Regions from separate parts of the Homo sapiens genome. Here region 2 is linked to region 1. Evidence: chromatin loops called from intact Hi-C (ENCODE). Cell type or tissue: Caco-2. All regions are shown on one strand. Each heading gives the region's core, and the rest is flanking DNA. Links, peaks and the distances in the headings are about the cores only. Region 1 has its middle 19 kb from the start of LINC00380. Region 2 holds the start of LOC105370313 (a long non-coding RNA gene).

Region 1 (15,625 bases), core at 3,804-11,803:
AGGAAAGCATTATTATTCACATTTACTGGGATAAGCTAGTAGAAATCATCTCTGAAGTACAACAACAACAACAACAACAACAAAAAGCCAGGATATAGGGTCCTGGCAAACCTTTTTACTGAGTATGATAAGATTCTATTACACCAAATACATTCTGTCATGTTGAGGGATGGTCTGAGACTGGAGACCTTTGTAGCTAATATAGAACTAAGAAGTAAATAAGAATACTACAGTGTTCAAGGCTGTTTGCATCTTAGCAACCGTACCTTTATAACTAACATAAAACTAAGAAGTACAGTAAGAATACTACAGTGTTCAAGGCTGTTTGCCTCTTAGCAACTGTACCTTTGTAACTAACATAGAACTAAGAAGTACAGTAAGAATACTACAGTGTTCAAGGCTGTTTGCATCTCTGAGTTGCTGTGGTTAAACATATCTTAGCAACTGTACCTTTGTAACTAACATAGAACTAAGAAGTACAGTATGAGTACTGCAGTGTTCAAGGCTGTTTGCAGAGTTGCTGTGGTTAAATACATCTTAGCAACCGTAGGCAACTTTCTTAAGGTCTCCAAGTACCTTCATGTCAATGCCAGAACCAAAGTCAAATTTTAGAGTTATTTTAAATACTTAAAAGGATTTGTTATTATACAATAATTTGTTTTATATATATTAAATATGTATATATATGGAGCAGTTAACTTAAAAAATTCAACATGTCAGTCCTAGTTCTGGGATACATATTGAGAATTTGTAAATGCTAAATGCATCAGGTACACATTTAATAAAGCTCTCCTTAAGAATAGAAATTTATGCTTAAAGCCTATAAGCTTTCTTGCCTTACTAGGGTCTCTCAGAATAAGTAGTCATTAGTTCTTAGGACTATTAATTCATTATTCCTAAAATTATGAAAGAAAAACTAGATAACAGAGGAGGAAAAAACTCACTAAAGAGTTTTTATTTTATTAAGTTCAAAATTTAAAGCCATTTACAAATTATTGAAATGATTTTGGAACTAAATCTAAGAGAAATTACACCCTAAGAATTATGATTTTAAAGTCTAAGTAATTAAATCATTGTAATCCAATGTGAGTTTAATATTACACATTTAACTCACAAACATAGCATATCCCAAGATATGTGACAATCTTTTTCCAACATTTATTTGGCATGTTTCTACTACTATTAGATTTCTAAGAGGGAGTTAAGAAAAAATTCAAAAATAAAAAAACTCTAGAATACATAGTTGTTTAAAATGTACCGTATATATGTAGTTTAGTATTTCAAGAGTTTAAAAATAATTTTTCTTTGTGTGGCTAATATTTAGAGTTACATTTTCACAGATGTAGTGCCTTTAGCAAAATGAAAAGCATAAGACCTACACCTAGGAGTATTTTTTGAACATTTAATATGTACTATTGAGTTGACTTAAATACATTCTTATTACAAATTTATTCTTTAATATAGCATTCAAAGTGTTTTATACAAAAGCACATAGTAAGTCAAAGAAGTTCTTTTGGTAGAAATGAAAATACAAAAACTTATTTGCTCCCTCTGCTGGAGAGACGGGTGTTAATTTAAAGAGACATAATTTTAAGCTCTAGAAAGCAGTGTGTATGTTTTATTTCTTTAACTCGAGAAGTGGCTTAGTAAGCAAATGTAATGGCATCTAGAAAGGCAGAAACGAGGCACATTTTAAATTTGCTTGGTACTATTCTATTTCAAAGGACTAAAATAAAACGATGTGTTTTTGGAAAACGTTAACTTGAGAATGAAGATTTAAATGTTTGTTTCTAAAGCTTACTTTAGTGTTTATTGTATGGTTTCTCTTCCTAGAGCTACCTGTCTATTTATAAAGATGGAATAAGTGTTTTCTGTTTTTTTTATAGATGATATGGGCTCTTGAGTACTGTATTTTTATACCATTGATACTCAAGCAATAAAACAACAACAGATCTTACATGATTTTTAGTACCTAGAAGTTTATTTATTTTGATTTTTTCCTTCTCATTTCTCAAGTAATCTTCGATGACGTGTTCTGGTACGGTTACAGTGAAGTGTACTAACTAGCAAAGCTAACCATATACCAACCTGTAGATATAATAACAATATTTAATCTTTATTTTGCCCTAACTAAACAAAACTCTGCTAAATTATTTAGTTGCATTATCTTACTTAGTCATCTCTCAAATGTATGTGGTTGGTATTAAAAATAGACCCCTTTGTTTAAAGATGAAGAACACCGAGGCCTAATAAATAAGAAACTTGTCTTAGTTCAAATACCTAGTAAGTGGCCAAGCCAGGATTTTCAACTTGGTTAGCTGCAGCCTGGAGCCTCAGCATTGAACCATTATAAGAATGTTTAAATGATGTCTGTAATTAAATGTCACATGCAAATTGCACGACTGTTTTTAAATGAATACAAACTTACATATGTTACTACAAAGCTTCCATTTCCTCTTGCCAGGCATCATATTAATGTAAGTTACCCATGAAATGTAGGTTTGTAAGAGACTTATTGTTCTTTCAGACTGCTGCTATGAAGACAACATGAACATTTTTTATGGGGAAATGCATGACACAGTGGACTTCCCAGTTAAGAAGTCTGCCTTTAGGTACTGATTCTCTGGGTCAAAAGGTCAAAATTTCTCAGGTTTTCATACTATAAAAGAAGATGTGCCTCTTGAAGGGAAGTCATAATAATAAATCTGAAAAAAATCTGCATGATGCGCTGTGCCTTACAACATAGAATAATATGCTCAATAAATACTCAGTAAAAAGCTATCAGCTCAAAAGCCAACTTGATGTGTAGCTATGCTCCTGTGCATCACATAAGGTAATGGAGTAGAAAATTACCTGGAAAAAATCTTTTACACTGTTAGGAGATACAATTCAATGCTCTTATGCTGAAGAATTTTGAATTAGAGCGTTAACACCTTATTTAATGGTTTGGATACAGACTTCTCACCAATTTAAAGGAAATGTAATAATGCATCTGCTGCATTTTGATGATATAGTCAAACTGTAATACAAGGCCATTGAATCTACTGCTCCTTGAATAAGATTGTATTTTCTAATTATTTTGCAGATGATTGCTGATTAATTGGTTTGACCAATTATGTATCTGATTATGAATGACTCATAGGCCTGCTGTATAGAGGAAAAAAAATGTTATGGGAATTTTGATTGGGGCCATGAAACTCATAGTTTAAGATACAGGAGTTATGATATTTAAATTGATTAATTATTTAATCATAAAACATTTAAGGACTATATGTTTAAATTGATTCAGTTAGCTGGGTAAAAAAACTGCCCACTGAATTGTTTATTGCACACACACATTCTTAAAGAATAAAACAATTCCTCCACCAGAAAATGGTAATTCTATTTTTAATACCAAAAAGTCTCCAACAAAGTGTGACGACATTGCACAGAAAAATCTTTTCAGGAGAAATTGCACCAGTGGTATTAAAGATCCTTCAAATGGCTCAAAGGGCATCAGATGGATCGGCCACATCACCTCAGGAAACTACAGCTAGAAAAGAGGAGAAAAACAGTTCCTTCCACATTTCACAGAGAAGGCTGTGTTAATGGACACAAGAGGCATGCCCAGGGCCACTGAGAAAAATATGTGTGGGGGTATTTCAAAATTCCATAATAGAGGCTGCTGTCAGAGGCAAAGCAATTCTGTATTTCTTTTAATGTGATTTTATTTTTATTTTGCAGGTAGCATGGTCTCAGAAAATACAAGTTTATTTGTGTGGGTTACATAGCATATGAGAAAATTGAGATGCAAGGACGTTGTGACATTTTCCTAGAATATTACCACTTTTCATTGGGAAAAATAAACTGTAAATATTATTTTAGACAAGAAGACCCTTAATGTAGTGATTATCATAATGGAAAAAGGTCTGAAACCAGAGTGTCAGAAAAAGTCCATTAGGCTATGTTTGTGAAGAAGGAACAAAATGGGGCTAATTAAATAAATTCTGTTATATCTACATAATGGAATTCTATGCAGTTGTTAAGAAGAATGTTGCAGGTATATTAAAAATCACTAAAGAGAAATCACTGTAGCTGAATCTTCTGCAAGGCTGCAATCAAGGTGTTATCTGAGGCTGGATTCTCTACTAGAAGCTCAACTAGGGAAGTGCCTGCTTCCAAGCATACTCAGGTTATGGAAAAATTCATATGGAATTACAAAGTATGTTTGAGTAACCTACAGGAAGGAAAGACAAGGAAAACAAACAAATAAAAATAAGAGATCTTAAACAAAACAAACAAAATAAAATGGCAGACAAACCCTAATATATCGATAACTTTACTAACTGTAAATAATCTAAATATACCAATTAAAAGAGAGAGTTTGAGAGAGTGAATGAAAAATATCAAACTATGCAGCCATCCCTCAGTATCTTTGGATTTGTTCCAGGGTGCCTGTGGATCCCAAAATCTGAGGATTTTGCATGTAACGTATGCATATCCTCCTGTAGGATTTAAATAATCTCTATATTACTTTTTATACCAGGTATAGTGCAAACGTTATGTGATTAGTTGTTATACTGTATTATTTTTTAATTGCTATTATTTCTTATTGCTGTATTGTTGCTGTTATTTTTATTTTTTGAGGGTTCTTGAACAGTTGGTTAAATCTGCTGATGCAGAACCTGTGAATCCAGAGGACCAGCTGTATTCTGGCTGTAAGAAATTCACTCCAAATATAATGATATGGGTAGACTGAAAGTAAAATGATGAAAAATATGTATACCATGCAAATATTAATCAAGAGAAAGCAGGAGTGGCTGTATTAATATCAGATAAATTGGACTTCAGAACAAAGTAAATTACCAGAGACAGAAAGCAATATGACATAATGACAAAGGATCAGTCCACCAGGAAGATATAGCAATGATAAATGTATATGCACTGAACAACCTTCATATCCTAAAACCTCTTGTTTAATAGGAATGCTTTTGTATAACTAAAGATATCAGCTATTTAGAATACCTTAATGATCTTAGTTGTCTATATTTACACTATCAATTTAATGTTGTCCTTGGTCTTTCAAAATTTTCAATGTTTACACTTTTCCAATAGAGAGCAATTTTACCAGTCCTTGTCTGGTATACGGTCACTAGTTAGTCAGATGGACACTTTCAGTGGTAACGCTGTTAAGTTTAAATTATTAGCATGTGTAAGGGAAGGAACATAGTGCATTTTGAGAAGCTAGATATGAGATAGAGAATATGCATAAGATTCTTTCCTAACACCATTGCTCAGTGTATAGGTTAGCTATATTCCAATACTACATAACAACTACTCTAGTACTTGATGACTTAAAGCAGTAATCAGGTATTCTAAAAGACCTGTGGGTTAGTAGACTTAGCTAATCTAGGCGGGCTTGAGTTAGCAGTCCTTCCTCAGGCTAAACCAGCTTGGTTACCTTTGTTTCTATCTGAAGGCGCATAGTTGCCTGGGGTGGCTTTACCTATGTGTCTTTTAATCTCCTTGGACAAACTGGCTACTAGGGGTGTGGTTTGTCATATGGAAGTAGCAGAGGCACAAGAGATAAGATGTGAAGTATTTCAAAATTTAGTCTTGTAACTGTCATACTGTTTCTTCTGCCTTCAAGCCATTAGCCAAAGTAAGTTACATGACCAAACCCAAATTAGAAGGACAGAGGAATATAACATTAAACTTTAATGGAACTGTAAACTCCCTTAGCAAAGGGCATAGATGTAGTTGGGGGCAATGGTAAAATTTAACGAGCCTGTTACTACCTACTCTATCAATCCCGCTCCCCAAATCACACACACTCACTCACACACACACACACACACACACACACACACACACACACACACACAGCTGACTAATATCTTTCACTGAGTTTGAGTAAATTTCTGGCTGCTTTACATTTAACAGTATATGTTACTCCACATGACTTTGAAATACATTTTATTTGTAAGTCAAAGCCATGAACACTAATAGCATTTGATATGGTTTGGCTGTGTCCCCATCTAAATCTCAACTTGAATTGTATCTCCCAGAATTCCCACGTCATGGGAGGGACCCATGGGGAGGTAATTGAATCATGGGGGCTGGTCTTTCCCATGCTATTCTCATGATAGTGGTTAAGTCTCACGAGATCCGATGGGTTTATCAGGGGTTTCTGCTTTTACTTCTTCCTGATTTTTCTCTTGTCACCACCACATAAGAAATGCTTTTCACCTCCTGCCATGATTAGGAGGCCTCCCCAGCCATGTGGCACTGTAAGTCCAATTAAACCACTTTTTCTTCCCAGTTTCGGGTATGTCTTTATCAGCATCATGAAAACCGACTAATACAGCAGTGAACTTCCATTCTATTTTTGTCTGCCACATAGTTCAGAAAGACATGCACAAAGGGGAAATGGTTGGCAGTGGTAGGGGCCATGCCATTGGTGGTGAGAACAATTTTATACTATATGTTTGAATTTTCCCTTGTCCACCTGGTGTGTGCTCATGGTCTTTCCCCTTTTTTCTTTCTCTTTTAAAGCTGTTATAAAACCATGGGCTGATTAGGCTAGAAGAATCTAGACACTTTAAAAGTGATCCAGTCTGAAAATATTCAATCTGTGCTTCTCCTAACTACTGGGTTATAAAATGGGAGGGTAGATATTTGAGGATCTTTCTCCCTATTTAATAAGAGGAGATCTATTTTAGCCTCTTTGTCTATTGACCTCACATGTAATGTTTCATGACATAAGATGATTGGATTATCCTCGATCTTATTAAAACCACCCTCTTGTTGAACAGATGAGGACACTGATACTAAGATGTGAAGTGACTTATTTCTTCAAGGTACTATGGCTTAAAACATTTAAAAAAAGAGGTCAGACTTGGCTTCCCTAACTTCAGTACTGTATTAGTTTCTTATGGAGCATAACAAATCACAACAGATTTAATGGTTTAAAACAACACGCATTCATTATCTAGAAATGGCTTAGCTGAATCTTCTTCAAGGCTGCAATCAAGGTGTCATCTGAGGCTGGATTCTCAGCTGGAAGCTCAACTGGGGAAGCACCTGCTTCCAAGCACTCTCAGGTTATGAAAGAATTCATTTCCTCATTCCAGCCAGAACTCATGGTGGTAGGAGTCATGTCAGTTTGCTTCTTCAAAGCCAGCAACAGGAAGAGAGGGACCTAGCAAGACAGACACTGCAATCTTATGTAATCATGTACATTTCATGGCCTTTCCAACATTCCATTGGTTAGAAGCAGGTCACAGTTTCTGCCCACATTCAGGAGAGAGAATGATACAAAAGCATGAAGACCAGAAGGAAAATTCACGGAGCTCATCTTAAAATCTGTCCACCATAATATTGTTCAAGCAGTCAAAATGTTACTAAGTGAAAAGGACATTCACTGTAGGTAACTGGGTGCAAAATTTACTATATTCTCCCCTTCAATTCCATTCCCTGGACTAGATTTACAGACTCATTTAAAGCAAATAGAAAATGGTAGAATTGATGGCGTGTGACTTCTGAGACAGAAGACATTGTGACCTTCTCTTTATGCTCTTTCTTGGATTTCTTACACTGTGGGGAACCAGCTGCCATGTCACGAGGGCATTAAAGTAGTTCTATGAAGCAGTCTATGTGGCATGAAACAGAGGGTTCCTGTCAAAATCCAGCAAGGGATTTCTGCCAACAAACCCCTATGTGAGTGTTGGCCTTCTGCTAACAGCCACAGGGGCCACAGGAGTCAACCATATTGGAAGAGGATTCTGGAGCCCCAGTCAAGCCTTTGGATGAATAGAGCCCTAGCCAGTGTCACCTCATGAGAACCTGAGCCAGAACCAGTCAGCTAAGCCACCTCCAAATTTCTAACCCATGCAAATTGTAAGAGCCATACATTTTATCAATGCAAGTAACCAAGTTTTGGCATTGTTACTCAGCAATAGATAACTCATATAGACAAAAAATGCTTTACTACCTGGTTTCACATCCATCAAGGAACCTCCTGTATTAGGCTATGCTCACACTACTAATAAAGACATACCCAAAACTGGGTAATTTATAAAACAGAGAGGTTTAATTGACTCACAGTTCCACATGACTGGGAAGGCCTCACAATCATGGCAGAACACAAAGGAAGAGCAAAGGGACATCATACATGGAGGCAGGCAAGAGAGAGCTTGTGCAGGGGAACTCCCATTTATAAAGCCATCAGGTCTCATGAGACTTACTTACTACCATGAGGACAGTTAGGGAAAGACTTGCCCCATGATTTGATTACCTCCCACTGGGCCCCTCCCATGACACATGGGAATCATGAGAACTACAACTCAACATGAGATTTGAGTGAGGTCACAACCAAACAATATCACCTCCTAACTGTAGGCTACAGAGGACTGTTTCTGATAGACTGTATTTTATATTTTCAAAAATATCCCCAAAATGTTCTGTTTTATTTTTCCACCTAAATTGACACCGACCCCAAATAGAAACATTCACTTGTGTTAGCACTTAAGAGTTCTTTGTAGAATAAACAACATTTCCATACTGTGTCCCAAAGCTTTGTTGGAGGGGAACTTCGCCCTGGAAAAAGCTGTGCTTTAGTTAACATTCAAATCTCAGAGCAGACTTTTCTACCTGCTCTTCTAAGAAGTGTGTGCTACAGAGAGGTCACCACATTATCTGCAGAGAAATGTTCCAAAGATAAGCAGGAAAGATGAGAACATTGTTCTTGGAATATTTCAGGTGAGTGAAGCCTCAGTGCCAATGCAAATGAATTTGCTCAATGGCTTTACTGGAGAGAAAACAGTCAAAAGATAAAATCTTTAGAGGGAACTATAACTCTAACAAACTTCAAAGAGGTGAGGTGCTACTGACAAGAGCCTATGGATTGTCCCTCCCTCCAGCTGTGAGCACCGGAGCAAAGCAACAAAAAATTCATCAGATTGGATTGGTTTTCTTAATAAGACTGAAATAATATGGTCTAAGTGAAAAAATCAACTCTGTTTGTTAGGGCTTAGTTTAGAAGGCAATTCTTTGTGGTTATCAAAATAACTGGCTTTACAATGGGTGTTCGTACAGGGTAGCAATTCTTCTTGCCTTCTTTACTATTTTTATCTTCTCATTTTCCTGTTTATGATCTATGCATTACCTTATTTTAGCTAAGAGCTGATTAAGCAATGATAGAATATAATCACTTTTCCATCTCAAAAATTATCCTAGAATACTCTTTTCCCAAACTCATCTATTTCACAAATAACGTTATTACTTTTTCTTTGCTATTGGTGTTTCTGTGGTCAAATCAAAGACAACTAATGTATATTCCACTGTGGAAGAAGTAAAATGCATATTATTAATAGTTTAATCTTACCCATACTAAATTTTGATATTTGTGCCGTAAAGGAGTACATTGAACAAGGTCTGGATTTAATTTATCAAGTATACTGAAGTAGGTAAATAACAGCATGGTGCTTGATGCATCAGAGCTGGAAGTATAATGAGATCGGTAGGTAAGCCCTCCATAAAATTACTCTGGGTGTAGGAGAATCCAGATGTAGCAATTATACTTAGCAAGAAGAAGCAGTTCTAGAGAGTGTGAAGCAATTAGTCAGATTTACAATCTCAAAGTAAAAAAAGAGAAAATTACTTGAGTTAAACTAAGAAGCACTCTAAATCATCACTACACTGTATCAATTTCAGTTGAATGTGACTGGCTAGAAATGCTTGGTTTATCTTTACCATTAAATATGTCTATAGTGTTTGACTAGAACCAAGAATATATGGCCCAATATTTGAACTGTAATAAATTATAAACACATTGGCTTTTGTAACGTGTGCATGTCTTTTGGAGGAAAACTCTGAGAACATTTAGGAGAGTCAATATTGATCCATATGCTAGTAGTATTTTTAACATTCACCAAAGTAAAGGGTGGGAATATACATTAAAGAGGATGAAGAAGTATATATGGCAGTGCTTTTAAGTGGGAAATAGTCTGCACTATTTTAGCTGTTTGATTTTATATCGAAACATGTCATTGTCCATTGATTTGTTGAATGGTCCTGAATATTTCTTACCAAGTTTACTTCCAAGGAAGACTTAATGTCCCTAAAATGTTACAAAAAGATTTTGAAATATGCATCCTACATTGAAATATCTATTATATAGTCAGTAGTGGACACACTGAGCAATATTTTCCACTGATTTGTACAAATACAGCTAAAGATGTCAAACTATTCATAGTAGAGGCATCTGATCCCTTCAATTAAAACTTTAGATTGATGAGAGGCACATAATATCACCCCTGTTTGCCAGTAAAATTTATCCTTGAATTTGTCTTAGCACTACTTGGAAAAATAAGTACTCAAATGTCATCTACGTATTTTTAGCAATGAGCTAAAGATTAGAGATACTCATTTTCTGTACAGAGAAGACAATTATCATTTCTACTAATGATCTGTTAAGTATGTGGCTTGAAGAGAAAAGAGAAAAAAATGGAGGGATGTGGTCTAATAGTATCAGTAGGCAGGTGAGGAGGTGTGTATGTGTATTTTCTCACATACACTTTTGTTCCTTAGGATGTTGTAATTAACATAACTGGTCAAATACACCCCCCACCCCACCCAGACACACACACACAGGTCAAATTGATCAAAGCTACAGACTACCTGAATTTCCCTTTCTAGAACCAACCACTCAAGTTCTTCTGTAAAAGCAGATGAGCAGTAACAAATACTACCAGAAATTGTATGGCAGCTTTTTACAGATTAATTAATTTAATATTAAGCAATTTTAAAATTATATTATTGAGCTGCCTATTTATTAGGATAATCAATTTTTCTAATACTGAAGCCTTGAGAGAACTAAAGGGTAAAAGAAAAGGCAATGTTTGTTAGCCATATCATAGACCAGTCAAAGAATTACCTGCTCTGTGGAACATTCCTATAAGTATAAGGAGAAAGATTAAATGATCTATGATCCCCGCAGATTCTCTCTCTACCCTTACCATTTCTTCTTAATGGGTTATTGGTGGGGAAGGAAAGCCAGGGAAGTTTTCAAACTTCCAAGATTTGGTTATTTTTATTGTTAGAGGTGGATACCAGAGTTTCTACCTTTTTGTATTCAGTATTTTTTATATTTGTGTTTGGCAAACACTTTTATAAATCCTTATTTATGCAAAAGAAAGGCAGAAAGACATCAGGGAACATAAATAAATTGCAGAAATATCCTTCTTATGCATATTGATGCAAAAATCTGTAAAGTTAACCAATAGAGTCCAACAGCATGTAAGAAAATGATATATTATGATTAAGTGAGCTTCTTTCCAGAATCCTAAGAATGGTTTAGCCATTAGGTAGTTTTTACCATATTAATAGGCCAAATGCAAACACAGAAGATCATTTTCCATGGATGTTGAGATAGTGTTACATAAAAGTCTACACCCATGCTCCATGCTATGCTGGATATATTGCATCTGTTCCTCTCAATCTTTCTTCACCTTGCTCTGTCCCTCAGGAAGCCAGCCTGTATGGACGCCATCAAAGGACAGTTTCAATTTTGGAGGTCCAGATAAGGTTCAGCCAATGGAGATTCCTGTCCCCCATCTCCCTAGAGGAGATCTAGGGTAAGAAGTCAGAATATTTAGCTCTTGTTTCCCTCTCTGAAGTATTGCTTCCGGCTGACTGTGTCTCTCAAGGAAACAACTCTACTCCCCTTGAGTGGCCTTTCTATATGACTCTCTTACTCTAAGTTCTGCTAAAGGCTTCAACCCCTTGTCCCTTCTAGCCTTCAAGTAATACCAAGTTTACTGAAATATCTTTTGAGGTTCATTCATTGATACCCAGCCTCACCTTAATAAGTCATACCTTTGTTAAAACCAAATTACCCTAATTTCAGTATGTTACCTGATTTCCTCCTGAGACTTTGCTTGGTTCAGGAGAGACATTTCATTGACATGATCAGGCATTGTAGCATATCAATAAAGTATATAACTATGTAAAATAAAATAAGATGTTATTTATTTTACCTAGGCTTCAGGCACAGAGCTTCAGAAAACCCTTGAAATTTACTGAGCGATAGGAATGTCTTTGTTAGGCTAACTGTGACTCAAGGTGGGTCACCAGATAGCCTCAGAATGGGGTATCTTCACCAAAAGCCAATTACATGACCAGAGGGCTAGGGATTTTGAGCTAGCCTGACCTCCAGGGAGCTGATGGGGGCTAGAAATTGAGTTCATTAATCACATGGCCAATGGTTATGATACCAAGAGATAGAAAGAAATTATTTAGGCAGACAGTAAGGGTAAAAGAGTCCTCAGCAAAATTTCCCTTTTGACAAAAAAAAAGCAGCCCCCAAATCATTTCTTTTCTAACAAAGAGCAGCCTGAAAAATTGAACTGCAAACATAGATAGGCAAGCTTGAAGCTTTCATGGGGGAATGCCAGCAACTGTGCCAGTAGAAAAGGGCTACCTGAGGGCTAGGAATGTTCAACATGGAGGCTTCATCTTCCCTTTTCTTTGTCACCATGTGTACAGTAAAGAAACAGGCAGCATGGCACTGGCCAGGTAGAGAACACATCTACGTAATGAAAGACTAGGGTGGGGGTGATCAGCTTTTTGCGTGCTATGCAAATGGCACACCTAGCCCTAGCCAGTTTTTCATGCCCATATGCAAATGACACACCTGGTCCAACCAATCTTTCATACACTATGTAAATCAGATACCACCTCCTCAAGCTCATCTATAAAACCCTTGCATTTCACCACGGAACCAGAAAACCTGCTTGGGACCCCTCTCTCAGCAGGAGAGAGCTATTTTCTTTCTTTCACATATTAAAACTTACACTCTTAACCTCACTCCTTATGTGTCCACGTCCTTGATGATGTCATGAGACATCAATCAATATTGTTCATGTGAGACAATGAACCTTGGGTATTACCCCAGACCAACAACACCTCTTCAATTGCCTACATAATGAAACTCCAAGAAGGAGCTCAGTAGAACTTCCTGGTCGGAAAACACATTGATGTGTCTGGAGGGTGATGGCCCTGACTCCACGTAGAGATTACATAAAACTCTTCAGTCTCTCCCAAGCCTCACCCTATATGTATCTTTTATAAGGCCTCTAATAATAAGTCTACCACTGTGAACACAAATCTCAGTTAATTTAGAATGCTTATTTTGCCAAGTGTCAGATCTCAGGGTCTGTGTCCAGCCAATTCTGAAGTCCGAGGGAAGTGGGTGGATGAGCAGAAAGAACACTCACAGGGTTGTAGGCAGGTGAAAGATAATTTTATTCAGCAGCAACTGTCATCAACAGCTTTCTCAGACTGTTCACCCTTATCTCAGCTGTCTGCTCTGGCTCTGCGGCTCCTGCTGCCCCCAAGTCTGCAGCTGCATGGCCCAGCGGCTCTCCCTTGCCTTCAGAGTCAGCAACTTAACCCTTTCTCTCTCCGGGCACGAGTGCGAGCCATGCTGTGGATACAAGACGGACAGCTCTGGTTCTCTCTCTCTCTTTCTCTGGGTGCCATCATGCCTGCCATGGTAAGCCATGTTGAACTGAGTCAAGCCCCAAGAGCTCCTGTACAGCGTTAGCAGGACAATTATACCTTTTACAGACAATAGTGGCTCAGAGCCAAGTATGAACTTACACAAACAGGTTATATGACAAGTGGAGGTGTGCGCCTGTGCACCAAACTCACTGAGTCATGCAGGCCTGGATAGTTGCCTTGGCCTATTCCTTGACCAAAGCACATCCATGTACCTTACACCAAGGTTGAGGACGTGCACCCATGACAGCCTCAGGAGGTCCTGAAAAAATGTGCCCAACATGGTTAGAGCACAGTTTGGTTTTATGCATTCTCAGGAGTCATGAGACATCAGTCAATATAGGTAAGATAAACATTGGTTTGATACGGAAAGGCAGGACAACTCAAGGCAAAGGCTAGATGACTCAAGCGGGGAGGGGGCTTCCAGGTCATAGGTAGTTAAGAGACAAATGGTTGCATTCTTTTGAGTTTCTGGTTAGCCTTTCCAAAGGAGGCAATCAGATATGCATTTATCTCAGTGAGCAGAGGGGTGACTTTTAATGGAATGGGAGGCAGGTTTGACTTAAGCAGCTCCCAGCTTGACTTTTCCCTCTAGCTTAGTGATTTGGGGGCCCCCAAATTTATTTTCCTTTCACACCATTTTCCTGAGTTGTTCTAGCAAATTATCGAACATGAAGGGGTCATGGGAATGCTTGAATTTATAGTTGATTGGACGTCCGGGTGGCGCAGGAGCCCCCCAAATGCAGGCGGAGTCTGAAGAACAGTCTTGAGGAAGACCGAAACTTTAAGCCTGTGGAGTCTGATGTTAACTCTGGGTAGTTAGTTTCAGAATTGTATTGCAGTACATCCATCCAGTTGAGGGTGAAACAGAACAAACATGTATATTACATCAGGAGGTGGCATTGTGTTTACTGGTAAAACATAAGAAATATTTCCATTAAAACTGGAACATCTACTGTTATATCAGTATTTTCTTTTTATTTAATACTGTTGATAAAAATATGAATTTTCATATAGTAGAACACTGGTTTTGCTGAATTTTACAAGTTTTGATTTGCTTGCCTCTTAATATTTTTACATATTCTTCAGTTTGGATGTTGATGTCTTCTTTGATTCAAGAGTTAATACTTTTCTTTTAATTTCAGAAGCTTTGTTTTTGTTTTCAAATTAGTTTTGAAAAAAATACTGTGACTCCAGTGCATTGTAAACAGAGTGCCTTGACTCCTTGTACCTAACTGAGATCTCAAAGTTAAAACAGAATGAGGTAACATGGCTGGGTGAGGGAATGGTCACATGCTCTGTATTCTCAGAGATATGTTATAAAAGTGTCGCAGGCCTTCCCTTTCTACAATCAAGCCAAATCAGTTGGTGTTGAGATAGACCACAGCTGAAAATTCCCCAGCTGTCCATGAACAGATCACCTGGAACGAGCCAATTAAGAAAAACTGATAACTTTGGCTTAAATATCCTTTAATCAAGACACTGTTTCTCACTCTCCTGACTCCCCACTCTTGCCCTGAGGTTTTTGCCTTTATAATCTTTTATTCCCTGAACCCTCAGACCACACTTGTATTTTACACCAAGGGCTATGTCTCCCCAGTCTATAGATAATTTTTTTTAAACGAAACTCTCCCTTTTTTCTTTCACAAATCTTGTGGTCTTTTGTTAAAATTTCTTTCTTTTTTTCTGAGACAGGGTCTTGCTCTCAGGTTGTCCAGGCTGGAGTGCAGTGACGAAATCGTAGCTCAGCAGCCTCAAATTCCTGGCCTCGCATGGTCTTCCTGCCTCAACTCCCCAAGTTGCTGAGATTACAGGCATGAGCCACAACACCTGGCTAATTTCTAAACTTTTTTTTTTTTTTTTTTTTTTTTGGAGAGAAGGGGTCCTGCTATGTTGCCTAGGCTGGTTTCAAATTCCTGGCCTCAAGCAACCAGCCCGCAATGCTGGGATTACAGATGTGAGCCACCTCATCTGGCTCTATGTTATGAATATTTTTTGATGATGAGGTGAGGATGGGATCTGAAGGGGACCCCAAGCTCCTTTTCTGTGCCACCTGGACCAATGCATTGGCACCTGTGAGAGTTCT
Region 2 (15,625 bases), core at 2,814-10,813, 180 kb before region 1:
TTTGCTTTTGACACCAGAAAGGAAAAACAAAGAATAGTCTTTGCTTTCTCACTTTCAACTAAACGTGATTTTAGCAAAAGGTACGGAGGGAAAATAAGTCATCCCAAAATGAAGAGGATATTAAAGAAGTAAGGAAGTGATATAAGCTTTTCTCTTTTTTGATAATGCTGTCTTCACATACACCAACTCCAGTACAACAATAGGAACAAACTGAAAAAATGATGATGAAATGTACAATGTTCATGGATTAAGTTAAACCCACAATGAATAAAGGCACTATGCATCACAGCAATATTATCCTTAGTGATTAGCAAATTTTCTCAAAAAATCCAGTGCACTCCACAATGCAGCTCCTTCTTTCTCCTTACATTCATGACAAAAGGACGTCAGTGGCACTGAAAATCACAGGGCACCTTTGCTAGCTGAGATGGAGGAAAGTCAGAGCTGTAGAAAGTTGTCCACAAGAATAATAATCTCCAGTCCATAAAATGACACAAATTCTGCCCCTTTGGCATATTTTGTGAATGGGGCCTGGCTTCCTGTGAGCTGGCAACATGCTCCAGACTGGGGTTCTACCAGTGGTATAGAAGCTTACGTGTCTCTGTTGCTCAACTATATTCACTTTACAGATAAATAAATGGAGGCTTAAAAATATAAGTAAAGTACCCAGAGTACATGATTTGTAGGTGGCTGAAACTGGAATTTTACATGTCTGACTCTGTGTTCTTTATAAAAATTTTAAAAATAGATTTATAGATTTGGGGGTACAAGTGCAGATTTCTTTTTATTTTATTTCTTTTTATTTTTTGAGATGGAGTCTTGCTCTGTCGCCGAGGCTGGAGTGCAGTGGTGCACTCTCAGCTCACTGCAGCCTCTGCCTCCTGGGTTCAAGTGATCCTCCTGCCTCAGCCTCCTTAGTAGCTGGGATTACAGACTCCCACCACCACACCTGGCTAATTTTGTTGTTGTTGTTGTTGTTGTTGTTGTTGTTGTTTTTAGTAGAGATGGGATTTCACCATGTTGGTCAGGCTAGTCTCAAACTCCTGATCTCAGGTAATCCACCTGCCTGGGCCTCCTAAAGTGCTGGGATTACAGACGTGAGCCACCGTGCCCGCCCCAGTGCAGATTTCTTACATGCATGTATTGCATAGTGGTGAAGTCTGGGCTTTTAGGGTAACTGCCACCGGAATACCGAACATCGTACCCAATAGGTAATTTTTCCACCCTCACCCTTCTCCCACCCTCCCACCTTCCTCCCCTTAGTAGTCTCCAGTGTCTAGTGTTCCACTCTGCCTGTCCATATGTACTCATTGTTTAGCTCCCACTTATAAGTGGGAACATGTATTTGACTTTCTATTTCTGTGTTATTTCGCTTTGGGTAATGGCCTCCAATTTCTTCCATGTTGCTGCAGAAGAGGTGATTTCTTTCTTTTTTATGATTAAGTAGTATTCCATGGTATAATTATACCACATTTTCTTTAACCCTCCATTGATGGACACTTAGGTTGATTCCATATCTTTGCTATTGTGAATAGTGCTGTGGTAAACATACAAGTGCAGATTTTTTTTGATATAATGATATTTTTTCCCTTTGGGTAGCTATCCTGTAGTGGGATTGCTGGGTGGGATAGTAGTTCTATTTTCAGTTCTTTGAGAAATCCCATACTGTTTTCAATAAAGGTTGTACCAAGGTTCCTTCCCACCAACAGTGTAAAAGCATTCCCTTCTAAGTTTGTATTCTGAACTGCTCTATTATACTATCTTTTATTAAATTTCAACCTCTGAGAAACCCACAGATCTTATTTATAAGTTTTATCCAGTTCCACCTTCTGGCTCACCTGTGTCTTGCTCGTTTTGAGGGATACCCTCCAGCCTGAGGTTCTGCAATTCCTCCTGTCCTTCTGGGTACTTTGAGGTATCCTTCAACAATGTCTACCTAAGGACAAAATAATAAAAACAAAACAAAAACCACAAAAGCCAAAAATGAAAACCCAAAACAAACAAAAAATGTTTTAAGGCATACATAAAATTACGATTGATCATTTTACATTTTTATTACATGCGAGAACCTTAAAATCACTTAAAAGATGTATCTATGTTAATATTCAACATACATTAGGTGTAAATTACCTTGGGCTCAGTTCTGTGATCCACACTTAGGAAATACTAATTCATGTAGCCAAGGGAATGCAATTCTCCTTGGGACTATATGATGTGGGGGAATTAATTCTGATTTCTTCTGCCACAAGCAAAGTAAGTTTCCGGAAACTTGCTTTACTCTTGAAATCCATGACATATTCAGAAGTATTTAGGGGCCTTGCAAATTCCCTGCACAATTTTTTTAAAACAGGGAAAATCATAAAATCTCTAAGTAGCCACAATATCTGTTTGTTTATTGTTGTGGCTGTTTCACACTGACCTTAAGAAATCAGGCTCCCTTATAGTGCTTACTTTAATTAAAATTATTATATTAAGAAAGGAAAAGAAAATCAGTCTCTTAGATATTGTCACACAAAAGGCAAAATTGTTAGAACTCAGTAATTTGGTTGAAAATTTTAATAACTAATGAAAAATTTAAAAGAAAATTAAAATTTAAATACACAGTGATACACGTTGTTTTTAGATACACCTGTGTCTGCATTATGTGTCTGAGATTTTAAGTCTATACTAGACAAGATTTTTTAAACTTCTTCAATATAATGCTCTCAATTTTTGAAGATAATAAGATTGAAAGTTCATGCTTCTATATCATACTGTACTTTGACAATTAGAAAGACTAATAATCAGAATCCAATTTTTGTGTTTCTTAATTGATACAAACCTTTCCACATAAACTTTACTAATTTCTTTAGAATTTCCCTTCTCATCTAGATATTAATAATATTTGATTACATAGAAAATCCCCATTATATTATGGTTTATAAATGCATGGACTCAATGCCACATTTTCTAAAATGTGTTTTTTTAAAAGCATGATCTAATATATTAGCATGTTAATCAGGGTTCTTCAGAGAAACAGAATCAATGCGTTATTAATTTATTTATTATTAGGTACTTGTTCATGCAGTTGTGGAGGCTGATTTATCCCAAGATCTGCAATCCAAAGGCCTAAGAACTAGGAGAGTTGACAGTGAAAGTTCCAGTCTGAGTCCAAAGTCAAGTGATCTCTGATGTCCCAGCTCGAAGACTGTCAGGCAGGGAGAGTGAGTTCTTTCCTGCTCAGCCTTTTCTTCCATCCAGGCCTTTGGTGGATTGGAGGAGCCCATCCACACTGGAGAGGACAATCTGTCTTACCCAGTCTACTGATTCAAATGTTAACCTTATCCCTGAAACATGGGGGTTTTTAATCAAATATCTGGGCACCCTGTAGCCCAGTCGAATCAGTACATAACATTAACCATCACAATTACCTCTGTGTGAATTTCAGCGATGTGCCTATGGCCACTGCATACAATTTGTGCAGGCTGTGTACTTCACAAATTTAGGAAACATTATTCATCAAATTAGTCATCCAAAAGTCTTAAAGGTGCAGGCATTCTCCTCACTAATTTATGTAAAATTAATGTGTAGGCTAGATAGAGGATTGCCTTTACCTATCAAACTGTTATAAAAGGGTCTCCAAGTTATGATTTAAAAACGGCTCAGTGGCTCACATTTGTAATCCTAGCACTTTGGGAGGCCAAGGCAGGCAGATCACTTGAGATCAGGACTTTAAGACCAGCCTGGCCAACATGGTGAAACCCCCATCTCTACTAAAATACAAAAATCAGCGGGGCGTGGTGGCACGTACCTGTAGTCCCAGCTACTTGGGAGGCTGAGGTGGAAGAATCTCTTGAACCTGGGAGAGCAAGGTTGCAGTGAGACATGACTATGCCATTGCACTCCAGCCTGGGTGACAGAGAAAGACTCCATCTCAAAAACCAAACAAACAAAAAACCAACAAAATAAACAAACAAAAAACTCCGCTCCTACACAGTTAGTAAGATAATTAGGTAATCATCTTTACAGTAAAAAATATTCCCATTTCCTTTAAGACATATTGGAGATTGAGTTGCCTCTGTTCTTCATTTACTCATTCCTAGCTTAGTGATTAGTTTTTGAAATGAAATTGTATTCTTAATTAAGTATACAACGTTGCAATCTCAAAAAATATATGGTAACTTGTAACTTACAATATTAAAATGCTTCTGAAGGGCAACAACTTAAATATTTCCAAATAGAAAATGAAGAGAAAGAAGGAAAAATTAACTAAAATAATTTTACAGTTATTTTTTCAAGTCATTAATAATCAGTTTGCATAAACTATGGCAACAATGAGAAAAATCTAGTTTAATCAATTTTGAAAATTAGAGTCTCTCTCGTTTCTTTGTTTCGTTTTGTTTTTACAATAAACTTTTTTCTCAAACTTGTTTGCCATGTTAAAATAACTGGTGATTTGGAGTTCATTTTGTCGTGAAAATCATTGCACCGAGAAGAAAGAGTGTCTGGCTTGTCAGAGTATAAATAATGCAGTAATCTGGAACTGCCCCCCACCCCTTTGCGTCTAAGATGAAAGTTGTTGAATAGAAATAAAATCAATGACTTTGAATTCAAACTAATGGCTTCAGAAATCTTTGCAAAATGACCTCTTTTAGTGATCCAAAGGGTCTTATGAATTTTCATGGGAATAATATCTAGCCAGTAATTCCTAAATTTGATAACAAATTATCTTACATTTTAGTTCCTTTCTCACCTACTATCACTTTTGTTGAAAGATGACCCTAAAATTAACCTAAAAATAATCTGTCCTGCATCTCAGTGACGTGTATGTGTACCCTCACCTCATGCTCAAGATTTTTCTTTCTCTCTGGACTTCCTTATTTTCTCAAACTAACAAACTATCCTTGTTGTCATTCTGACTTAAGAGGTTTCCTTTATGCCTTTTTCTCATCTTCTCCAAAACCAGTAATGAGAAACTCATAGTTATTTTTCCTTGTCATTGATACCTCATTTTAATTCCCACTGTTATCATCTTGGTACTAGAACTCATTGCTTCACAGCAAGACGATTTTAATAATGTCTCAGCTGATCTTTCTTGATCTTGTTTCTGGCCTCTCCAATATTTTCTGTACGCCACTGCTTGCTTTATTCAGTTCATCTTTCTACTCAAAATCCATCCAGATTTCCTCATAATTAATAGAATAGCTTTCAGATTCCTTTCGATTTTCTTTAAGATTTTCCACACTCAGACTCCAATCTACTAATCTAACATACGGTTTGGCTCTGTATCCCCACCCAAATCGCATCTTGAATTGTAATTCCCACAGGTCAAGGGAGGGAGGTGGTTGGATTTGGGGGACAATTTCTCCCAAGCTGTTCTAGTGATAGTGAGCAAGTCTCAGGAGATCTGGTTGCTTGATAAGTGTGGGGCTCTTCCCTCTTTTTGCTCTCTCTTCTTTCTCACCTGCTGCCATGTAACATGTGCCTGCTTCCCCTTCTGCCATGACTGTAAGTTTCCTAAGACCTCCCCAGAAATGTGGAACTGTGAGTCAATTAAACCACTTTTCTTTATAAATTACCCAGTCTTGGGTATTTCTGTATAGCAGTGTGAAAACGGGTTAATACAGTAACATCATTGATTGGCTCACTCAGAAGACATTTTTAAGAGTTACTCTGTGCCAGGGGCTGGTGCTGGGAACTTGATGCATAAAGTTAAGGCGTATGATTATTGGTCTTGACAAGCTCACAATGCTTCTCAGCAAGAGGATCTTAGAGGCTGGTAATGCTTTCCATTACCCCCTCCCCAATTTCAAGTGCTATTTTTTCATTTAGTAACTAGTTCATTTCTCATTTTTTTCCATGAAACCTTCTTTAACTATCCCAGTCCATTTTGATTGCTTCCTCCTCTGAACTTTTATCTTATTACATTTACTTATGATAATCTAGATCACTTGTTCTTAACTGAGGTGGACTTTGCTCCCCAGGAGATGTTTAGCAATTTCTGGAGACATTTTTAATAGTCAGAACTGAGAAGGGGTGTGCTATTGGCATGTAATGAATAGAGGCCAAGGATACTGCAAAACGTTCAAAAACATGGGGACAGCACCCCACAACAAAGAATTATCGGGCCCCAAGTGTCAATCAATAGTGCCAGTTAAGAAACCCTGATCTAGGTAGTTGTTATCTATATATAAGCCTTATTTCCAATTATGCTGTAAACTTATTGAAGTAGAAACCATTTATTTTTCTATAGATTTTTCTTTCTTTTTAAAAACATAGTGTAGGCTGGGTGCAGTGGTTCACGCCTGTAATCCCAGCACTTTGGGAGACCAAAGCAGGAAGATTGGTTGAGCCCTAGAGTCCGAGACCTGCCTGGGCAACATAAGGAGACCCCATCTCTACAAAAACTGAAAACATTAGCTAGGCATGGTGGCATGTAGTCCCAGCTACTCAGGAGGCTGAGGTCGGGGGATTGATTGAGCCTGGGAGGTCAAGGCTGCAGTGAGGCATGTTTCTACCACTGCACTCCATCCAGCCTGGGTGACAAAGTGAGACCCTGTCTCAAAAAACATGGTGTAGTGGGTTGAATGGTGGCCCTCCTCCACAAAAGATATGTCCACATTAAATCCCTGGAACATGTGAATGTTACCATATTTTGAGAAAGGGTCTTTGTAGATGTAATTAAGTTAAGGGTCTTAAAAATGAAGATATCATCCTGGATTATTTAGACAGGCACCAAATTGAATGATAGACAATAAATAGAAGGACAATAAATGATCCTTGTAAGACATACAAAGAGGAGATGCATAGACAGGAGAGACACACACAGAGAGAGGAGGAAATGTGAAGATAGAAGCAGAGACTGCAGCCATGCAGCCACAGCCCAACACAGAGGTGAGGAGAAAAGAGAGACGGAGATGGAAATGATGTGGCTACAAGCCAAGGAAGACAAAGATTGCCAGAAGCCACCAGAAGCTGCAAGAAACAAGGAAGGAGGATTCTCCCCCAGAGCCTCCAGAGAGACTGCAGTCTGCCAAAACTTTGCTTTTGAACTTCTTGCCTTCAGAACTGTGAGAGAGTAAATTTCTGCTATTTTAAGCCACCAGGTTTTCAGTAATTTGTTATGACAACCTCAGGAAACAAATACACCTAGTAGCTACAATGCATTATTTACCCATAGTGGGTGGTTAATGAATATTTCATATTTATAATGAAAACTATCTTTCTTCTTTGTAGAAGTTCAATTACGCATTTTTACAAAAATTGATCGAATTAATATTCTTGTACTTCGATATAACTTTCCTCAGTTAAACTGCTAGATGTATCAGCACAGGCATACCACCTGCTCACATGAGAAGCCACACAATGCAAATATCAGATGCCAATGCAAATCCATTTGTGTAAGTAGTCATTAATTTATTTAAAATATACTCCATGTAGATATACTTTAATGAAAACTTAACCTACTCTGCTATACTCATTAGCTATAAAATATAATGTTATACTTTAGAAGCTGGTTGTGTTTAATGTAGCTTGTAGCAACATCAGCTTTAATCTCTAGATGGCACTATGTTATAAGGAATCAACCCAAAATCTGATATTACAATTTTCATATAACTCTTCTTGGAAATGAAGAAAACTGTCCTGCTAAAAATCTGAGGAATTATATTCCATACACTGAAAGTCTCATTTTACTAAGTATGGTTAGGTTTCTAATTTATACATTACTGTGGGATAAGGAAAGATAATAGGGGAATTGAGTTCTTAAAACATTATAGTCAACAGTAAAAAATATATCATAAAAGTTGTTCACTTATGCTTTTGGATTATTTTGTGTACATTTTGTTGGAAAATTGTATATAAACAACAGAGCCAGCACTGGGGTTCTTACATGAGAATGTCCATATAACCTAACACTTTATCTTTGATAGTTATAGGTGAAGATTAATGAACTACTTTTCACTTTAGCTTAAAATATAAACAAGATAACACTTTTGCTTTTTTAACTCATTATTGAAATTCCAACTTTGGTCTCAGTAGAAAGAGAAAAAGCTACTTGTATCATCTTTTTCTTAATTCTCTTTTTTACATTCCTGACCTCTCCTCTGAAGAATATATTTTGCCTTGAGTCTCCAGTGACTTCTAGGGATTTAAAAAATTCTTTTAACTTCCTGAAGCCTTTAGTAATGAGATTTTTCTCTATTTGCATATGTGGTAAACTCAATGGAGGCAATCAATAATCTCTTATCTTGGGCTTCTTCACTTTCACAGCATTTTGAACCACTCCTAAAGTACATCTATTCATTTATTGTTTTGTATTTTAATTATCTGCAAATAGGCCTTACCATCTCTACAAAATTATACATTCCTGGGGAGATGGCATCCTGACTACCTTTATCCACATGCTACGTGTTTAGTAACTTCCTATTGAATTAAATGGATTTAGTAGCATACAACATTATCCTATTCAAAGTAAAAATAAAAGCTAATTTGTAAGTTGACCTTCAAAAACCCCCAAAACATCAGAGTATCTTTTATTGAAGTATAAAATGAAGGTTTCAAGTAAAATTACATATACTTTTCTTCGTCAGATCAATGATTTATGGATTAGTTTTTGGGTAAAATTTGAGTACCTTCAAAACCAGTTTGTTTGAATTTTTGTACTCTCTAAGTACAAATAGAAAAATAATCTCTATCATCACCCCTACCAATACCATTCCCTCAACCTTTACTCTTCCTTCAGATCTCAACTTATCTGCCAATTCTTGCAGGAACAATTCTTCCGTCTTCAGAGAGATGCCACGTTTGTGTGTTCCTAAGTCATACCACCCTTCCCCTATTATAGCACAAAATTAGACTTTCATTGCTTATTTCTTCGTCTATGTCTTTTACTAGTCTTAAATTTCAAAAGAACAGGAACCATGTGTATTTTATTTACTCTTACAAGCCCAGGAGCTAGCACAAAGCCTGCTGCATCTTAATCCACACCTGTGGATGAGGGCAGACGGAATGATTTCAGGATGAAAGGAAAACCTTTACATTGTTTACTTTACAAATATGTTGGGATATTTATGAAGTGCCAAGCACTTGTGTATTCTGGACACAAACGATAGAGCATTGAGCAAGGCAGAAACTTCCCCTGCCTCTCATGGAGCTTCCATTTTAGTGGGGCAAAGACAGGCAAGTCAACAAATAAATACATAAGTGAGAAAGTGAATACAAAATAATTTGTATTAAAAAAAGCTAAAAATATTAATAAACAAATAAGTATGTAACATATATAACTTAGTTAAGTACATGTGATAAAGAATGATGGAGGCCAGGTGTGGCGGCTCATGCCTGTCGTTCCAGCACTTTGGGAGGCTGAGGCGGGAGGATTGCCTGAACCCAGGAGTTTGAGACCAGCTCATGATAATTTGAAATAAAAGATGATGGTACTTAATTATAGCACATTGAATTAAAAATATGCAGGGACATTAGTAATACTTGGTAATAAGAAAGAAGGAGAAAAGAAAGAGGGGGCCAGGCAGGGTGGCTCATGCCTGTAATATCAGCACTTTGGGAGGCTGAGGCAAAAGGATCTTCTCAGCTCAGGAGTTTGAGACCAGGCTGGGCAACACAGCAAGACCTCATCTCTACGAAACATTAAAAAAAAAAAAAATTAGCCAGGTATGGTAGCACATTCCTATAATCCCAGCTACTCTGGAGGTTGAAGTGGAAGGATCACTTGAGCCCAGGAGTTGGAGGGTGCTGTGAGCTAAGATTGTGCTATTGCACTCCAGCCTGGGTGACGGCGTGAGATCCTACCAAAAATAAATAAATGAATAAATAAATAAAAGTGATGAAGGCCTTTCCAAGGAGATACAATTGAGGCAGAATCTGAATGAAGTGGATGAGGGGAAGGGTATCTGTGTGTGTTTGTGGAAGGACATCTCCTTCAGAGGGCAGTTAATGTGAAGGGCATGGAAGCAGAAGTTTGCTTGGTGTTTTCCAGGAACAGGCGTGAGGCTGGAGTGCATGAACAAGAGCAGCAGAGTGTGGTTGGAGATATGGCTGGAGAGGAAACCTGGTGTCAGATAATGAAGAACCTTGTAAAACCTGACAATAACTTTGGATTTCACTGGCTATGGGAGGTCCTTGTACTGAGGTGGTGGTGATGGCGGTAGTGGGCATAGCCAGATTTGGTTTATATTTGAGTTGGAGCTGTCAGAATTTGCTGATAAATGTGGAGTATGAGGGAAAGGGAGGCATTAAAGATAACTCCAGGTTTTTGGTGAAGGCAACTGGAAAAATGGAGCTGCTGTTTATTGAGACAGATAAGAAGTAGAGGTTTTAACTTTCTGAAGCAGACACAGGGAGAGGGAGGCTTTTGCTTTGAAGGTAGGAGCTATATCAGTGTGTGTGTATGCTAAAGGAAGTGATCCTCAAGTGTGGGAATGATTAAAGGTGCAGAAAAGAGGGGATAATTACAGGAGTGCTCCTTTATTTGGTGAGAAGAGCTATGAACCCGTACAGGTGAAGTGGTTGCCTTAGATAGTTCACCCCATGTGCAAGGAGGAGCTGTAAGGGTATAAAAGTCAGATGCAGAAAAACTGGTATATTTGAAGCTGGGAGTACATCAAAGCTGTTTTTGATGCCTTCTATGTTAATTGATGAATCAATAAAGATGTAATGTTTCTGAGTTATTGCAGGAGGCTATGAAGAAACCTTGAGTAGCCTGGCAGCCTAAGGGTAGGTTCTGAAGCCAGAGAGATTTAGGAATTGATTCTCAGGTCCTCCGCTTAGTGGTTGTGCAGTTTTGGAAAAAGTAATATCTCCGAGTCTCATTTAGAAAAAGAGAAAAAGAAAAGGCCACCATTTATGAGCCAGTCGACCATCTGAGAACCAGGAATTTGTGTTAAAGCTTTACATGAATTATTTCATTTCATCTTTATAACATATATATAAACCAAGTATTATTTATCTCCATATCTTGATGATGTGAAAAACCAAATTTGGGAAGGCTATAAGGATCTTGATTAGGACCACATATCGGATGAGTGACAGAGGCAAAATGCCTCTGGGGAGGCAGACCCCAGATCTCATGCTCTTAAATACTAAATTAAATTACTCATTAATAAACATCATGGAAATATCAGCCTTTGAATGAAATATCTGAAAATGTCTAGGACAGCTTTGGGTCTCCTCCATCATATGCCGGTGCTAGGCAAAATTCTGAGATGGCCCTCAATGTTCTCTGCCCTCTGGTGCATGTAGCCTGTATAGCCCCTGGATTTGTGAATACGAAGATTTCGGTCTGTAATTATATTATGTTCTATGGTACAGTTGACCTTTAAAAAGGAAGATAGGCCAGGTGCGGTGGCTCACACCTATAATCCTAGTACTTCAGGAGGCTGAGTAGGAGGATTGCTTGAGCCCAGGAGTTTGAGACCAGCCTGGACAACATGGCAAGATCCTGTCTCTACAAAAAAAATTAAAAATTAGCTGGGTGCAGTGGCACACGCCTGTGGCCCCAGCTACTTGTGAGGCTGAGGCAGGAGGATCACTTGAGCCCAGGAATGCAAGGCAGCAGTGAACTATGATCACACCACCGCATACCAGCCCGATTGACAAAAATGTATGTGGCCTCAAGGACCACACAATGGCCCTGGGTGGCCTCTAGGAGCTAGAAAACCCTCGGCTGACAACCATCAAGGAAACGTGGACATCAATCCCACCGCCACAAGTAGCTGAATTCTTCCACTATCCTGAATAGCTTAGAAGTGGAATTTTCCCCAAAGCTTCCAGATAACAACTCCATTTGGCCAACACCTCAATTTCAGTCTTGTAAGAACCTGAATAGAGAACTCAGTCACAGACTTCTGACCCACAGAACTGTGAGCTAATAAATGGCCATGGCTTCAAGTCACTACAATTGTGGTAATTTACCACGCAGCAAGAGAAGCATAATACAATATCTCAAAGATTGTTGTGATGATCAAGTACCCAGTATTCCTACTTACTTATCAAATGGAGGTAGGAGACCAGCAGCACTTGTTTTCTGGTCAGAATTCTGCTGACCAAAACAGGATCTGGTCTAGACAGGATGAAATGAAGAAACTGTCAGGAACCAGCAGATGATGAAAAAAGAGATCCCAAGGTGCTCATTGCTCATTAGCATAAGACACTCCTATCAGCACCATGACAGTTTACAAGTGTCATGGCAATGACCTGGAGTTACCACCCCTTTTCATGGCAACAACCTTGGCATTACCACCCCATTTCTAGAAAGTTCTAAATAACCCACTCCTCAATTTGTATCAACCTACCCCTTAATTTGCATGCAATTGGAAGTGGATTTACGTGACTATAAATGCGGTTACCAAGAGCCCATATGTGGCCAACTCTGGGCGCACTGCCTCCGAGTTAGCCCTGCTCTACAAGGGGCAGTACCATTCAGTGAAAAAGTGCTCTCTAACACCACTGGCTTACCCTTGAATTCGTTCCTGGGTAAAGCCAAAAACCCTCCCTGGCTAAGCCCCAACTTGGGCTTGCCCATCCTGCAACAAAACCATAGTAATTTTCTTGAGAAAGCATTCATTTTCAGTCAGATTTCATTCACTTGAGAATGGAGATCTAAAATAGCAGAAAAGCCTCAAAAGAGCAACTGGTATGGGAAGCTGAACAGATCTGGAAGAAAGCCCAGATGTGAGGAACACAGGAGGAGGTGGTGTGTTGGAAACCCACACATGAGCCATGGGGAAATAGGAGTGGCTATTAAGGATCCTCAGCAAGTTCACACTCCAGAGGTTCTTGCTGTGGAACCTAAGGCTGAAACTAAAAGGTGGTTCTTACAGTGGAGGGAAGGTATTTAGGGTGGATAGAGCCAAAGCAAACTTGTGTGGTTGCATTTCACACTGGCTTTGCCCTTAATATATATTTTTTTCTAATTAGACTCTAATATTTAGTCACCTAGGTTCAAAGCAATGCCATTATTTTTGTTGCTGTTGTTCTTGTTTTTGAGATGGAGTCTTGCTCTGTTGCCCAGGCTGGAGTGCAGTGGCGCGATCTCGGCTCACTGCAAGCTCGGCCTCCCGGGTTCACGCCATTCTACTGCCTCAGCCTCCTGAGTAGCTGGGACTACAGACACCCGCCACCACGCCTGGCTATTTTTTTTTTTTAGTAGAGACGGGGTTTCGCTGTGTTAGCCAGGATGGTCTCAATCTCCTAACCTCGTAATCCACCCGCCTGAGCCTCCCAGAGTGCTGGGATTACAGGCGTGAGCCACCGCGCCAGAGCAATGCCATTATTTTTAAGTCAGTCCTTCTACAAGTCATTGAGTCTGATTAATGATGCCTTCAAATATTTCTTACATTTCCATTTCTTCTACTTGCTCCTTATATTAAAACTTTGTCTTCTGGTAATTGGTTTGCTGTTGCAAACACTTCCTTGGCCATTACCCAGGCCATTTCTGTGCATCAGACTGGTCTTACCCAAACCTTTCACTCCTCGTGGCATTTCCTTGCTCGTACCTTCTCTGCCCAGGACTCTATCTTGCCTAGAACTTTGAGTCTTTTGGTCTGTCTCGATTCATGTATGAGGAAACTGAAGTCAATGCAGTGCACTTGTTAGAGCAGCAAACAGGGCCAAAGGAAGGCCTAGAACAAGATCTCCTGATTTAGCTCAGTGTTTTTCTCCATTACACTATTCATACTTCTCACAATGGCTTCAAGGCTTTTCTCATTTATTTCTAGCCTTACCCCTCCACCTTTGCTGTCTTTACTCCTCATTGTGAATCATCCACTCCAGGCAGCCCCATTTCCCATCTGTCCTGTGAATGTGTCAGACTTACCTTATTCCACCCAGTGGATGCCCTCTTTTCTCCTTTGCCTTTCTAATGATGGTGTTTATGCTTGCCTGTCACTCTACCAACACAGATTTCTTCTTTCTCTGAATTCTGCCAGCATTCACTGTTTGTATCACTCATTAAAACATAAAGTTTACAAACCACCTTATTTGGTTGTAAATGTTTCATGGGTGCCTGTCTTATTTTCCAAGAAGATTATACATTCCCAGACGATATCCATGGTTTCCCTTTTATTTGTCGCCAGCTCTATGCCTTGTACAGCATAAATAAATAATATATTGAACTAAATTGGTCTTAGTGTTCTGCACTGTTTACAGATTAAATCATGAACATTTACTGAGGGCCTATTAGGTATTAGTCAGGGGATAAATCTCTCCTCAAAAGGAGCCCACACTCTAATGGGGAATTTAGGCAAGTGAATTGCTCCAAAGTTGTATGATAAACACATTGTGTGGAGAGTTTTGAGGTTATGCTACTCCAAATACCAATCCAATTATTACAGAAAAGTGAGATGTCATGGCTGGTCTTGCTCTTGGCATGGCTTTTCTCCAGATGAGACTGATGATTCATGCAGGGATTTTATCCATGCTACATGTTACATTAGTTCCATGCTGTAGACAGTTGAACACACTCAGAGAACTAAAATATATTGCAGCAAAGCCACATTTTAAGGACTTTGCTGTAGCGTGGATTCAATTATTCTGGGTAAATAACCTATCTGATTAGATGCCCTACTGTATTTTCATTTGCAAAGTTCTCTGATCCAGATCCAGTTAATTAAAAATCGATTTTCAACCTGATCTTTTTCATTTTAAACAAATATGCCCTTACCATCTTGTGAACAATTTAAAGTTTGGAATGTTGGCCCTTCAGAAACATGTTGAACTTCATTATAATAAATTATGTTGCTTTGACACTGGCTACAAATGACAACAAATCTTTTTCACATAATACTTTCTAAAAAAGCAAAATAAATAAATAAATAAATAAATATAAATGAGAAAGACTGAAAAGTCCAGTTGACAAATTGCAACCGGTCTGCACTAGGATAATTTAGTACATCATTCAGTATCACTGAAATGTAAAGGAGCTTTGTTAGGATTTAAAAAATTGAGGACTTGGATTCCTACCCAGTTGCAGTAACACAGGGTAGCATTGTTAGTTCTGATTCAAGTGCAACTGATCAAAAGGTTATTGAATATTCCTTGTCTCTCTGCCAACTCTGAATGTCTTCTCCCTGACTGGAATATTTGGATCCTGTTGTTCATTAATGCTTATCTTACATTCCACTCACTATCATTATCTACCTTTCTCAGTAATTAGCTAATTATATTTTGAGATAATTAGTTTAATGAAAGTGTGGGAAGTATGCAGTAAGAATCTAAGTGATACTGTCATGACCTCTACATGTAGATTAAGCAAAAAGTAAGGGACACAAAATATACAAAAATAAGGAACACTTACAATATTATGCAAGTTCAAACGATGGTGTGTACTTTAGTGAAATATCTCAGATAAACTCTAGTCTCCTTTTTGTTTCTATGACTCCTTGAGAGTATATAATGGTCCATTGCATGTTAGAGATATGAAATTATTGTTTCAAGCCATTAAGGCAGCTTTTTGGCCCTATAGTGGTAATTTATGTGTTTTGTTTATGGATTTCTCAAATACAAATAAAGAAATGCAGGAATTTAGGAAAATGAAGTGAAATAAGATGAGTAAAGTAGTTTTCTTAGTAGAGGCAACATAGCCACACTTGTAGAACTCTATTCTTTAAAAAAGAGCATATTAAAAAAAAAG

What was found. Hi-C counts contacts between places; a loop is a spot of excess contacts. Peaks named below come from ENCODE experiments on the same cell type or tissue, not always from the same donor. Only the 100,000 strongest peaks of a DNase experiment are listed, where the experiment ranks them.
Region 2: a loop joins it to region 1, with 3 times the contacts of the local background. A loop is called at or near these places in 10 of 110 quality-filtered maps.

What each region holds. Positions count from the first base shown.
Region 1 is chr13:91,064,201-91,079,825 of GRCh38, reverse strand. No RefSeq gene overlaps it. Among named protein-coding and RNA genes, the nearest start is that of LINC00380, 19 kb to the left of the region's middle. In Caco-2, for the core only: no CTCF peak of the experiment used is centred there; a DNase peak (open chromatin) is centred at 7,105.
Region 2 is chr13:91,239,897-91,255,521 of GRCh38, reverse strand. It overlaps LOC105370313 (a long non-coding RNA gene), which reads right to left and starts at 13,881. Exons shown (of 3, transcript XR_931641.2): 1 at 13,811-13,881; 2 at 11,982-12,055; 3 at 3,852-3,888. It overlaps LOC105370314 (a long non-coding RNA gene), which reads right to left and starts at 3,829. Exons shown (of 3, transcript XR_931642.3): 1 at 3,791-3,829; 2 at 1,839-1,936. In Caco-2, for the core only: a CTCF peak has its summit at 7,540 (motif pointing right); no DNase peak of the experiment used is centred there; H3K27me3 peaks cover 142 bases.